Linked DNA regions of Homo sapiens: region 1 is linked to region 2. A link is a contact called in ENCODE POLR2A ChIA-PET data. All regions are on one chromosome and are shown on one strand. The core of a region is the stretch at or near the end of the contact, and the rest is flanking DNA. Distances in the headings are between cores, read along the strand shown.

What was found. ChIA-PET counts read pairs that join two places held with the same protein, here RNA polymerase II (POLR2A).
Region 1: POLR2A ChIA-PET joins it to region 2 with 10 read pairs in BJ. The contact joins two enhancer-like sites. POLR2A ChIA-PET finds 5 or more read pairs at or near these places in 2 of 52 experiments (BJ and activated CD4-positive, alpha-beta T cell).

What each region holds. Positions count from the first base shown.
Region 1 is chr16:66,658,010-66,664,146 of GRCh38, reverse strand. All of the region lies in intron 1 of CMTM4 (CKLF like MARVEL transmembrane domain containing 4), which reads left to right. Among named protein-coding and RNA genes, the nearest start is that of CMTM4, 36 kb to the left of the region's middle. Within about 2 kb of position 2,151, at least 28 of the 41 ENCODE cell types and tissues checked have a DNase peak (open chromatin) inside an H3K27ac peak, as active enhancers do.
Region 2 is chr16:57,631,488-57,637,116 of GRCh38, reverse strand. The region is part of intron 1 of ADGRG1 (adhesion G protein-coupled receptor G1); the gene reads right to left. Among named protein-coding and RNA genes, the nearest start is that of ADGRG1, 5.7 kb to the right of the region's middle. RefSeq lists an enhancer at 5,371-5,629. Within about 2 kb of position 4,361, at least 5 of the 41 ENCODE cell types and tissues checked have a DNase peak (open chromatin) inside an H3K27ac peak, as active enhancers do.

The DNA.
Region 1 (6,137 bases), core at 902-3,401, 9.0 Mb before region 2:
ATTCTCCTGCCTCAGCCTCCAGAGTAGCTGGGACTACAGGTGCCCACCACCATGCCCAGCTAATTTTTGTATTTTTAGTAGAGACAGAGTTTCACCATGTTGGCCAGGCTGGTCTCAAACTCCTGAGCTCAGGTGATCTGCCTGCCTCAGCCTCCCAAAGTGATAGGATTACAGGCATGTGCCACTGCACCTGGCCTGTTCTAAGCTTTATATAAAATAATCCAAGAAGTAGGGATGCGTACTCTTTAAACAAATAGAAAGACAGAAAGTCTCAGCTAAGAAATAGAAGATATAAAGAAGCAAATGGGCCGGGTGTGTTGGCTCACACCTGTGATCCCAGCACTTTGGGAGGCCGAGGTGGGTGGATCACGAGGTCAGGAGATTGAGACCATCCTGGTCAACATGGTGAATCCCTGTCTTTACTAAAAATACAAAAATTAGCTCGGTGTGGCGGCGCTTGCCTGTAATCCCAGCTACTTGGGAGGCTGAGGCAGGAGAATCGCTTGAATTCGGGAGGCGGAGGTTGCAGTGAGCCAAGATCGCACCACTGAACTCCAGCCTGACGACAGAGCTAGACTCTGTCTCAAAAAAAAAAAAAAAAAAAAAAAAAAAAAGCAAATGAAAATCTTAGAACCATAGAACGTAGTATCCAAAATAAAAATGGATGGGCTGGATAGCAGAAGGTAGCTCATCACTCACTGTAACCTTGAACTCCTGGGCTCCAGTAATCCTCCCGCTTCAGCCTCCTGATTAGCTGGGACTGCAGGGGTATACCACCATGCCTGGCTAATCTTGGGTTATTTTATTATAGCTGCTTTACAATCTGATAATTCCAACAACTGTGTCATCTTGGCATTGGCATCTGTTGATTGTCTTTTTCCATATGAATTGAGATTTTCCTGGTTCTTTGTATGCCAAGTAATTTAGAATTATATCGTGGACATTTGTTTATTATGTTATGGGACTCTGGTCTTGTTTAAATCCTATGAAGAATGTTGATTTTTGTTTTGTTTTCGAAAGCAATCAACCTGGCTGGGTTCAAGTGAGAAGTTCTGGTCAGTCTTCTGTGGGTTGAAGGTTCAATATCAATTCTGTTTCAAAGCCTTTGTGATGCTATTTGAATCTTTGCTCGGTATATGCCACCCAGTGGTCAGTCTGGGACCTAGGTGGTGAGCTATCCCATAGTTCATTCTCAACGTCTTTACTGCACTGTTTAGGGTCAGATACACATATATATACAACTTTGGGTGAGCTCAGGAGTTTATAAGCTTTATGGGCTTGGTGTTTTGATTTATAAACAGGAGTTTATAGAACTTTATGGGTTTGCTTCCTCTTTCTGCCAGTTCCTTGGTATTTTCCAGCCCTTAGAACTCCTCTTTCGGGTCTGTGTCCCAAAAGCTGGTTCTTTAGTTACCCTACTCTGTTGAACAGTTTCCACAGCTGTGTCCATGTCCTAGGCCACATGGTGGGAGGACAGGGGAAGGGGAAAGCAAGGGGGTTCGCTCATGCCCTAAGAACTCGGGTTCCTCTGAGTCGACTCCTCTGTTGTGGACATCTGTAGCCTCCTGCTGCTGCATTGCCTCTGACACTTCAGGGTTGTCTGGGGTCTGAAATCTAAGTGAGAATGAAGGAAAAAAAAAGTTAAAAGGAAAATAAAACCCAGGATTGTGTTCAATGTCTATGAGTGTTAGGAAAATCCCCCTGTCTACTTTTCTGGCCAGAACTAGAGGATTGTCCTGGACTCCCTATCTATACCAGGCTCTCTTTTCTGGGTTTTTCTGGGTTTGAGGCTCCTTAGAGTCTAAGCTGGGGAACACTGGAGGAAAAATAGGAGCCTGACTGTTGGTTCTGTGGTGCTTTGAACTCTGGGCATCTTCACCATCTGCCTACTTTGATTTGTTTTTCAGTGTCCTGAAATAGCTGCTCTGTGCATTGTTTCCAGTTTGATAGCAGCATTCAGTGGGACAGACAGGCTGGAGTGTACCTACTTCATTAACTGGAACTGGAATTCCAAATTTATGATACTTGGAAGCTTTCTAATTTGTTTTTGTTGTCTGTTTTTATTGTCTGATAGCCAAATAGGCTCCTGGCTTGCAGGCTGCTGGGGCCCTGGCTTGTGTAGAGATGAATCACGGTGGCATGGTGTTTTGGTTTTTTGTTTGTTTTGTTTTTGTAGTAAGGAAATGTTTTATTTTTATTTTATTTTATTTTTTTGAGACAGAGTCTTGCTCTGTTGCCCAGGCTGGAGTGCAGTGGTGCGATCTCAGCTCACTGCAGTGTCTGCCTCCCGAGTTCACGCAATTCTCCTGCCTCAGCCTCCTGAGTAGCTGGAATTACAGGCATGCACCACTATGCCCGGCTAATTTTTTTGTTGTTTTAGTAGAGATGGGGGTTTCACCGTGTTGGCCAGGCTGGTCTTGAACTTCTGACCTCAGGTGATCCACCCACCTTGGCCTCCCAAAGTGCTGGGATTACAGATGTGAGCCACCGTGCCCGGCCTATAGTAAGGAAATGTTTTAAGTATTACTCTGGGATATTCCTGGCATGTGCAAGGAATCATATAAAAGGATCCATTTTAATAAAATTTGGACTTAATGTTACTATCTTTTCATATTAGCGAACAGACTTTTCTGCCTGTGAATATGAAAACAGAGCATTATAGAAAAGATTTGGGACTGCTTAGCTCTACTTCCCACTAAAAATGACAGTCTTTTACTTCATCCTTAACTGACAAGCGTTTAGCCTCAGTGTGACTGATGTCAGCTAAAATCACCAGGTCTGTTTTCACTTGGCTGCTTTTATCAAGTCTGTTCTCCCTACTCTATATTCCTGTAGCTGAATCTTTGAACCTGAAATTTATACGGGTTACAGTCCATCCGCAGCACCAGTCTGGCTGATGTTGGGATAATTTTGAAGCTTATTACCTTACATATTAGCAATCTGAAGTCTCTTATTCACAGATGTGGCAAGTGATAAACCAGCTTTGTATGTTTTCTCCCAAATAATTTCTAGAAACTTAAGTGGCCCTTCACCTGAGCCCATGTTTTAGGCTGACATGGAACATTAATTATCAACCTTTGGATAGTGTCCAGTTGCCTGTGGACATGGTTTAATGACTGTTTCGTAGATGCCTGTTCATGCCCTGTTGGTCAGTCATTACTCAGCTATTTTCCTGAGTGTCTGTTCGGGAGGGATAGAGCAGGGAGCCAGCTAGACGCGATTCCGGAGACAGGCCCCACCGTGCGGTAAACTGCACTTCCTCACTTAGCACAGCGAGCAGGAGAGGGAAGAGCTGACTATGGGGACAGGGCAGCCAAGTGTTAGGAGATTTGAGGAGACAGCAGGAAGCCTGCAGAGGGAGAGGTTTATTGTGGAGGGATGAGGAAAGGCTTCCCAGAGCAGCTTGCAGTTATTTTTTTATTTGCTTGTTTTTAAATTACTTCTTAAAGAAATCACACAAGTAATACCAATTTAAGAAAAATTAGAAAATACCTCTAAGTTAAAAGAAAAAAACACATGTCCTAGTATCTTACTCATCAGAGATGAACACTAGTCACATTGTGTGTAACACTGTCTCCGTATTTGTTCACATATGTCTGTGTGCATATATTTACAAGTACAGATTGCTTTGTAACATGACTGTTCTATGCTGCTTCTCCTTATCAATAGACTTTACAACATTGAAAATTTTTCTTTTTAATTTACATGCAATAAATTTCACCTTTTATGGTGGAGTTTTGTTTTTTTTTTTTTTTTTTTGAGACAGGATCTCACCCTATTGTCCAGGCTGGAGTGCAGTGGCATAATCAGGGCTCACTGCAGCCTGTACCTCCCAGGCTCAAGCAATCCTCCTACCTCTGCCTTCCAAGAGGCTGAGACCACAGACATGTGCCACCACGCCTGGCTAATTTTTTCTTTTTTTGTAGAGATGGAGTCTCACTAGATTGCCCGGGCTGGTCTCCAACTCCTGGGCTCAAGTGATCCTCCTGCCTTAGCCTCCCAAAGTGCTGGGATTACAGGCATGAGCCACCGTGCTCTGCCTTGTAGTTTTAATTTGCATTTTCCTAATAGCTAGTGATGTTAAGGATCTTTTCATGTGCTTGTTTGCCATCTATATATCTTCTTTTGTGATGTGCTCATATCTTTTACCCACTTTTTAATTGGGTTGTTTCTTATTGTGGAGATTTGAGTTTTTTGTATGTTCTGGATATAAGTTCTTCAACATTTTTAAAAAATTTAAATTTTTATTATGGAAACTTTCAGACATACACTAGTAAAGATAATAGTACAAGTGCCCACATACTTTTTATCCAGCTTTTACAGTTATCACCATTTTGCATTTTTGTTTAATCAACGCTCCCCTCCTTTTTTGTTGTAATATTTTAAAACAAGTCTTCAATATCATAGCATTTCAACTATAAATATGAAGTATGCATCTCTATCAGTTACGAACTTTATTTTAAATGACACATCCACAATATCAATATTACTTCAAAATAACATAATTATTCCTTAATGTCATTGACTATCCTATGTTCACTTTTCCCCAGTGATCTCCAAAATGCCCTTTTGGTTTGTTTGAATTAGGATCTAAACAAGATCCATACGTGATTGCATTTGCTTGCTGTGTCTGAAGTCTCTCTTAATCTTACAACAGCCCTCATCTCCCTTTATGTCATTTGTTTGCTGATGAAATGGGGTAATTTGTTATATAGATTTCCCATTTTGGCCTTGACTGGTGGCTTTCTCTAGTGTGATTTTTTTTTTTTTTTGAGGCAGAGTCTCACTCTGTCGCCCAGGCTGGAGTGCAGTGGCACGATCTCGGCTCACTGCAACCTCCGCCTCTGAGGTTCAAGTGATTCTTGTGCCTCAGCCTCCCAAGTAGCTGGGACTACAGGTGCACACCACCATGCCCAGCTAATTTTTGTATTTTTAGTAGTGACAACGCAATATTGGCCAGGCTGGTCTCAAACTCCTGACCTCAAGTGATCCGCCTGCCTCAGCTTCCCAAAGTGCTGGGATTACAGGTGTGAGCCACCACGCCCAGCCTCTAGTGTGATTTTAACATGCTCCTTCAACTTCTCTGTTTCCTGTAACCTGGTTACTCTATATAGCTTGACTGTGGGATGGGGTTGGGGGTGGGATGAAAAGAAGCTGTCTCAGGTCTGCTGGCTTCATCCTACGGCATCCACACTAGCAGGTGGAGCAGCTGATTGTCTTGCTTTTAGTGAAGCCAAGATTGATTGGTGGGTGCTTGATCCATCTGTTTGAAATTCCGCATCGGTGGCTTTAATAGCTACTGATGCTCACGAGCTAGATCAGCCATTCTTCCTCCCTGTGGGAGGAGATTTTGCCCCCCAGGGATATTTGACAGTATCTGGAGACATTTTTGGCTTTCTCCACTTGGGGGTGGGAGGAGTACTGGCACCTAGTGGTGTGGAGGCCAGGGATGCTGCTAAACATCCTCAATGCACAGGACAGCCCCTCACAATGAAAAGTGATCCGGTCTGAGATGCCAATAGTGCTGAGTTTGAGAAATCTTGTCCTAGAGCCCAATGTGGGTATCAGGATTTTGAAAGGATCCCTGGATGAACCAAGTATATGAGCCACTGGCATAGATCAAGGGCCACAGGAAATCACAGAGCGATAAAACTGGTTTGGGCTGAAGAAAGAGCCACAGAAAGCTTTGGTGGAGGAAGTGCGACTCGAATGGGAGTTAGGAGCATGACTTTGATAAATGAACAGGCAGAAAAAGAATGTTTTTTTGGTTGAGTTCAGCAATTAATGCCCTCTAACTCCTGGTTTTCAGATGGATTGAGAATCCGGGTCCAGATCATTTCAAAATAATGGTTTCCTCCCCTCCCTCCCTCCCTGCCTGCCTCCCTCCTTCTCTCCTTCCCTCCCTCCTTCCCTCCTTCCCTCCCTCCCTACCTCCCTTCTTTCCCTTTCTTTGCTTTCTCTCAATCATAGCTCACTGCAGCCTAGACCTCCTGAGCTCAAGTGATCCTCCCACCTCAGCCCTCTGAGTAGCTGGGACTACAGGCATGTATCACAACGTCCAGCTAATTTTTAATTTTTTAATATTTTTTGTAGAGATGGAGTCTTAGTATGTTGCCTAGGCTGGTCTCGAACTCCAG
Region 2 (5,629 bases), core at 3,112-5,611:
ATCCCTTCCTTGCAGTCGCCAACTCCAGCCACTCTAGACTTCTGTCCTCAGACACACCTCAGGGTCTTTGCGTGCACTTTTCCCTCAGCATAGCACATCCTTTCCAGGACCCTTTCCCTGACTGCCTCCTTCTCAGGCCTCAACTCAAATGTCCCTTCCTCTGAGAAGCCTTCCATGACCACCCAATTAAAATTATCTTCCGTATCCATCACTCGCTTCCATGTGATTTATTACCCGTATTGGCACCCAACATTGACATGACTCTGCCATTTGCTTACCTGTTATCCCTTGCTCAGCTTTGCTGTCTCACCTGTCTTGCTCACCACCTGCATCTCCAGTACCTAGCACAGTGCCTGGTCCATAGAAGATCCCCAGTGACTGCTGGATGAGTAAATGAAGACTGAGACGGAGCTGGGACTCTAACCCAGGGCAGGCAGGCTCCACACCTCTTCCCAAAAGGAGCCATTCCTGATAGATACTAGATAGCCATTCCTGATAGAAGATCTAGAAGATCCAACCCAAAAGTGCCACTCAGGCTATGTGAGGGGTAGGGGATAGGGGATGGAGAGGGTTCAAGCACTGAGCCATCTCCACTCTCCAGCATCTAACAGGATCAGGAGCACACACACCTCTGCCGGCTGCTTGGCCAGAGAACGGTTCCCAAGACTGTGCATAGCCTGATAGGATCTGAAACACAAGGCAAACTCCCCTTTGTTTTCCCGATAAAGGCTCTGAGAAGTCCCACAGCATGGAAGCCTGGGAGCGCATGCCTTTCCTATGCCACTGGGGCCACAGACAGCTTTAATGGCTGCTGGATTAGAAGATGTCTGAGATTCCATCTGAATCTGTGAGCACTGAACCTTGGATTTTCTCTCTACATTAAAGCAAAATTACCACCCCCAAGACCCTCAAAGGCCCACTCCTGTGGTTCGGGCCTAAGGGGAGCCCAGGTAGCAGATGTGCAAAGAAAAGTGGGTCCCGTTCCCATTGCTGCAGACCCCAAGCTCCCACCTGGGCTCCCCATGGGCTCTCCAAGGTCAAGCAAGGAGGAGAAAGGGCACGTGCCTATGGCCATGGGGTCCTGCGATCTAGCAGGCTGGGGGTGGGGTGTGTCCCGAGGACTAGTCTGCAGAGACTCACGAGGCAGAGCTGGGGCAGGGCAGGGAGCCACGTACAAGTGCAAACCATAGGATATGCACTTGGCCTCCCATGCTTCCAGGGCCACTCTATGAGGAGGTACTATCATTCCCATTTTATAGCAGGGACACAGGGACACGGAGCTTGCCCAGGGACACAGAGCTCGTAAAACTGGATCCAAAGGAGCATGGTGCACTCCTTTCCCTGGGCTGCCTCTGTTGTCCTGCATGCCCTGGCAACGACATGGAGAGTCGGCAGCAGCTACTCCATAGAGAGGGAAAGGGAGGCTCAGAGGGGCTGAGCCACAGGGCCCAAAGCCTCACGGCCCAGGGAACAGGGGCGGGGTTGGACCTTGCTCACTCCTGTGCTCACGTGGTTTGCAAACACTACCGTCCTTCCTAGATCGCAATCACTAAAGGTTCTGACTCCAGTTTCCCAAACCCAGGTAGGTAGACAGAGACGGGACCCTGGGGCATGCCACCACCTGCTGCAGGATCTCCATGAAGAGACACTGGCTGTCCTCCCCCACCATGGCTGGCAAGGGTGCTGCACTGGTCCCAGCTCCCACCACCTCCACTTAAGGTGCCAGGAGGCAGGCAGGAGAGGAGCTGGAGGACAGACCGTGTGCACCTGGTCCCCTAGGTGTGCACACAGGTGGCAGAGTCCCCCAGAAGGTGTGGCCAGGACAGCCATGGCATAGGATAAGTACAGCTTTGAGGAAGCTGTGCACGAGGGTTTCTTCCAGCTTTGCCCACTGCCCATGGCTCTAGGCAGGTGGGGGGCAGGGGAAGTGCCATGGGGTCAGGAATGCCCCTATTCAGGTTCAAGCCTGTTGGATAAGGGAGAGCAAGGGGTCCTGAAGATTCAGGAGGTGGGTGTCCTGCCCTCCTGACCTCCCTCAGCCTCTCCCTGTTCACTCCAGTCCTCTTCAGCTGGGTCCCTCTCCCCCTCTGCTCCCTCCCATCCAGCCCACTGAGCTATTTACACATGGACAGGGGTCTCTGAAGATGCATTCATGGCTTTCATGGTGGAGGTTCCTTGGAAGAACCTTGCCAGACAGCCAGGCTATGAAGAGGGTTTCTAGATAGAGGCACCACCTGCCCACAAGCATGGCCTGATGCGGCTAGAAAGACCCATGTGATGCTTAAGGACATAGCGACTCCGGGGAATGTGGGAATTGGGTGCCCATCTCCCCCAAGGCTAGGAAAGCTCAGGGCTGGAAGCAGCCATGAAGAGGAGCCCCATGCGATGCCAAAGTTGCTTCTGCAACGCCCCTGCCACACTTGAACACCTACAAAGGTGGGGAACTCACTACCTATCATGGGAATGGCCATCTGTGGTACTCTGGGGAAAAGTCCAGGCTAAGAGGCAGGAGACTGGGTTCGGGCTCTGCTACCACTGACTGCTCCGAGCTCTTGGGCCTGATTCCTCATCTGTGAAATGTGGATAAAGTTTCAAGTCTTAGAGGGCCAGCAGCACTCAAGATTGAATGAGGGTCTTTGTAGGCAGTGAAGTGTATGCCCCAGGGGCGGAAGTTTGGGCTGTGAGTCGCCCCTGAACTGTTTGGCCCGTGCCCAGATGGTGACACAGCAGAGGAGCAGTGGGCAGAGGGCACAGGGCTGAGCATGACTCAGGGGCCCCTGCCAGCCCCTTGGGCTCACCCCTAGCATCTGTCACCATCAAAGCAGGTGGGTCTGGGCAGTTGTCTGACCCCCTGCCACAGGGTCCGAGACCCAGGGTGCCAGCCACAGAGCCACACCCTGAGGCCCAGACTCAGCCAAGGACCCAGAAGGGGTCAGCTGCTCAGCCTAGCTCCCAGGGGCCTAGGGTGAACTCACCCAGCAGAGAAGTGACCACAGTGCTGTTCTGTCCCAGGAAACCAGCTCGACTGGAACCCAGGCCTCCTCTCCAGGGCTAGGGCCATGGCCTCTGGTCCTTTGAAAGGTCGGCGGTTCTGTGGGTAATGGCTCCAGCTCAGCTCCCCAGCCCAGGGTCACATTAACTCACTCCAAAACCTGGGTCAGGTCTCAGGTCTTGGGGAACATGAAGGAGTCCCAGGCTGGACAATGCCTCGGGGCAGCAGATCAAGACCCCAGGAATGGGCATGTCCAAAGGGGAAGCTGTCACAGGATTGGTGGTTTTCCCGGTAACATCCTGGGAGGATGGCACCATTGTTCCGGATAAAGTCTCCAATGCTCTCTAAGAACAAGGCTTGGTCATGGCCCAGAAGGGGCAATTACAATAGCACTTGAGGTGTGCCCAGCCCTGCACTCAGCACTTAAAATACAGAGGCTCACTTAATCCTCTCAGGATGCCATTACCAGCCTCATGTTTACAATTAGGAAGACGAGGCACAGAGAGGTTAATATACCTGTCCCAGGCCACACAGCCAGTAGAGCTGGGACAGAATCAGGCAGCCCCAGAGCCCACACCCCTAACAGCCCACCTCGTGCTGCCTCTCCTAGGGGGCAGCCTGGCTGAGGGATGGAAAAGCAAAGGTCTGGGACAGCTGGGGACAGGGTCTGCGTCTCATGAGCCCCTATGACGTGTGGCTGTCTCGGTTCATCCCCACAAAGCCGCATTTAGGTATCAGAGACTTTCACAGCCCAAGTAATGAAGTTGTGAGAAATTCAGCCGCTTGCTCTAAGTCATTTTTCAAGGATTTGAGCCTAAGTCAATGAGCCCATGACCTGGAAGATTAAACCTCCAGCTGAGGTTTAGGGAGAACCTCTTGAAGTCATGCACTGTGCTAGGTACATACTTTGCAGCCACTTTTGCCCCAAATTCCACAGCAACCCTGCAAAGGGATGTATTGTTATCTCCATTTACAGGCAGGGAAACGGGTCCAGAGAAGCTGTCATCTTTGGCAGTGGAATGCAAGTCTCCACAGCTCCTCTCAAAAGTCAGCTTTCCCCCATGGGCCTTGAGCATCCAGGCTGGGGGTACTAGGAGGACAGAGACCTGGGGACGGGAGGGGAAAGGGCCTGGGAGGTGGCAGAGGCGGCTCTCTATCTCACTGTTCCTTGTTTTGCAGTTGGTGTAAGTGGCCCCGAGTCTGGGAAGCCAAGCCAGAGCCATTCACCGCAGAACTTTTCAGGCCACCAGGGTTGGGCTGGCTCTTGGACAGCAAGGCCATCTCCCCACCGCCAGGCCATCTCCCACTAATGCAGAGAGGCCTGTCCACCGGTGCCCGGAAGCATGCCAGCTCCTCCGGGGCTGAGCTTTTATCTCTGCCTGGAACTGCCAAGCATACCACAAACTGCCTGAGCCTGCGCAGGCGCCAGCTCGGGAGCCCGACGCCCACCACACTGGCCTCCTCACCAAAGCACGAGTCAGGCTGGAGGTGGGTGAGTGAGCGCCACTGGTGTCCAGGTGGCCGCAGCTCTCCCAGCAGTAGCGGGGGCAGGGAGAAGTGCTCACAGTTATTTCAGGTTATCTCTGGGCCTCAATACAGCCATCTGTCCAATGGGAGAGGTATTAAAAAAAGGCTTAACATTCCCACGTATGGGAAAGGCACTTTCCCATATGCTTTCCTCTATCAACTCTCTTCATGCTCATAATAGCCTCTGAAGCAGATGTGATTGTGATCCACAGTTTACAGATGAGGAAACCGAGGCACAGGCCCATGTTCCCACAACCAGAGAGAAACAAAGCCAAGATTCTCCCTGGGCAAGCCACCCTTGCTGTCTCTACGGGCCCTGTCACCCTACAGGTGCGTGGATTTGGCAGTGGCAGGGGCAGGGTTCAAGACACGAGCATGTGCCTGGCTGGCTGAGGAGCCTCCTCTCCACCAAGGGACAAGAGCCCAAATTCTGGATCCCCAAAGATGTGGGGTTGCTCACTGGGTAAGCCTCCCCTGCCTCAATGTCCTCATCTGAAAAGTGGGTGTCGTGTGCAAGGCACTGAGCCCAGGGCCTGGCAGAATCTGAGGTCAGGGAAGGTCCAGGATTGCTCCCATCCAGGCTGAGCCATCAGGGAACCAGGGAGAGTTTGGGGCTTAGCTGACCTCCTGCCAGGGCAGGCTGGCACTGGGCAGTGGTCAGAAAATGTGTGTCCCTTCCTACTCCCCAACCCTTGGCCCCTCTACCCAGCAGTCCAGACCTAAGACCAGAATCTACAGGGCTCCCCTGGGGGCCTCAAGGAGCCCCAGATGGGGCACCAGAGACAGGAGGAGGGGCAGGGTCTCAGCCAAGTGACGGCTCAGGAGAAAGGAGGCCTGGGAGGCTGAGGCCGTGCCACAGCCCCGCCCCACCCGGTTTGAGAGACCCCTTTGTGCCAGCCCGCCCCGCCCCCCATTTGCCATCTGCCCAGTTGCTGTGTCTGGTCACCCCTGACTGCTGGGTTTGCTCACATGATGTCCCCATCTGCTGTGAGTCAGAAGGCGGGGTCCACAGGGCCACCCCCAGCATGGGGACGGGGGCTGAGCCCTGATCAAGCTCCAGTCTGGGAGGAGGAGGTGGTGCTGGGGTTTGGGGCTCTGTTGTCACACTCC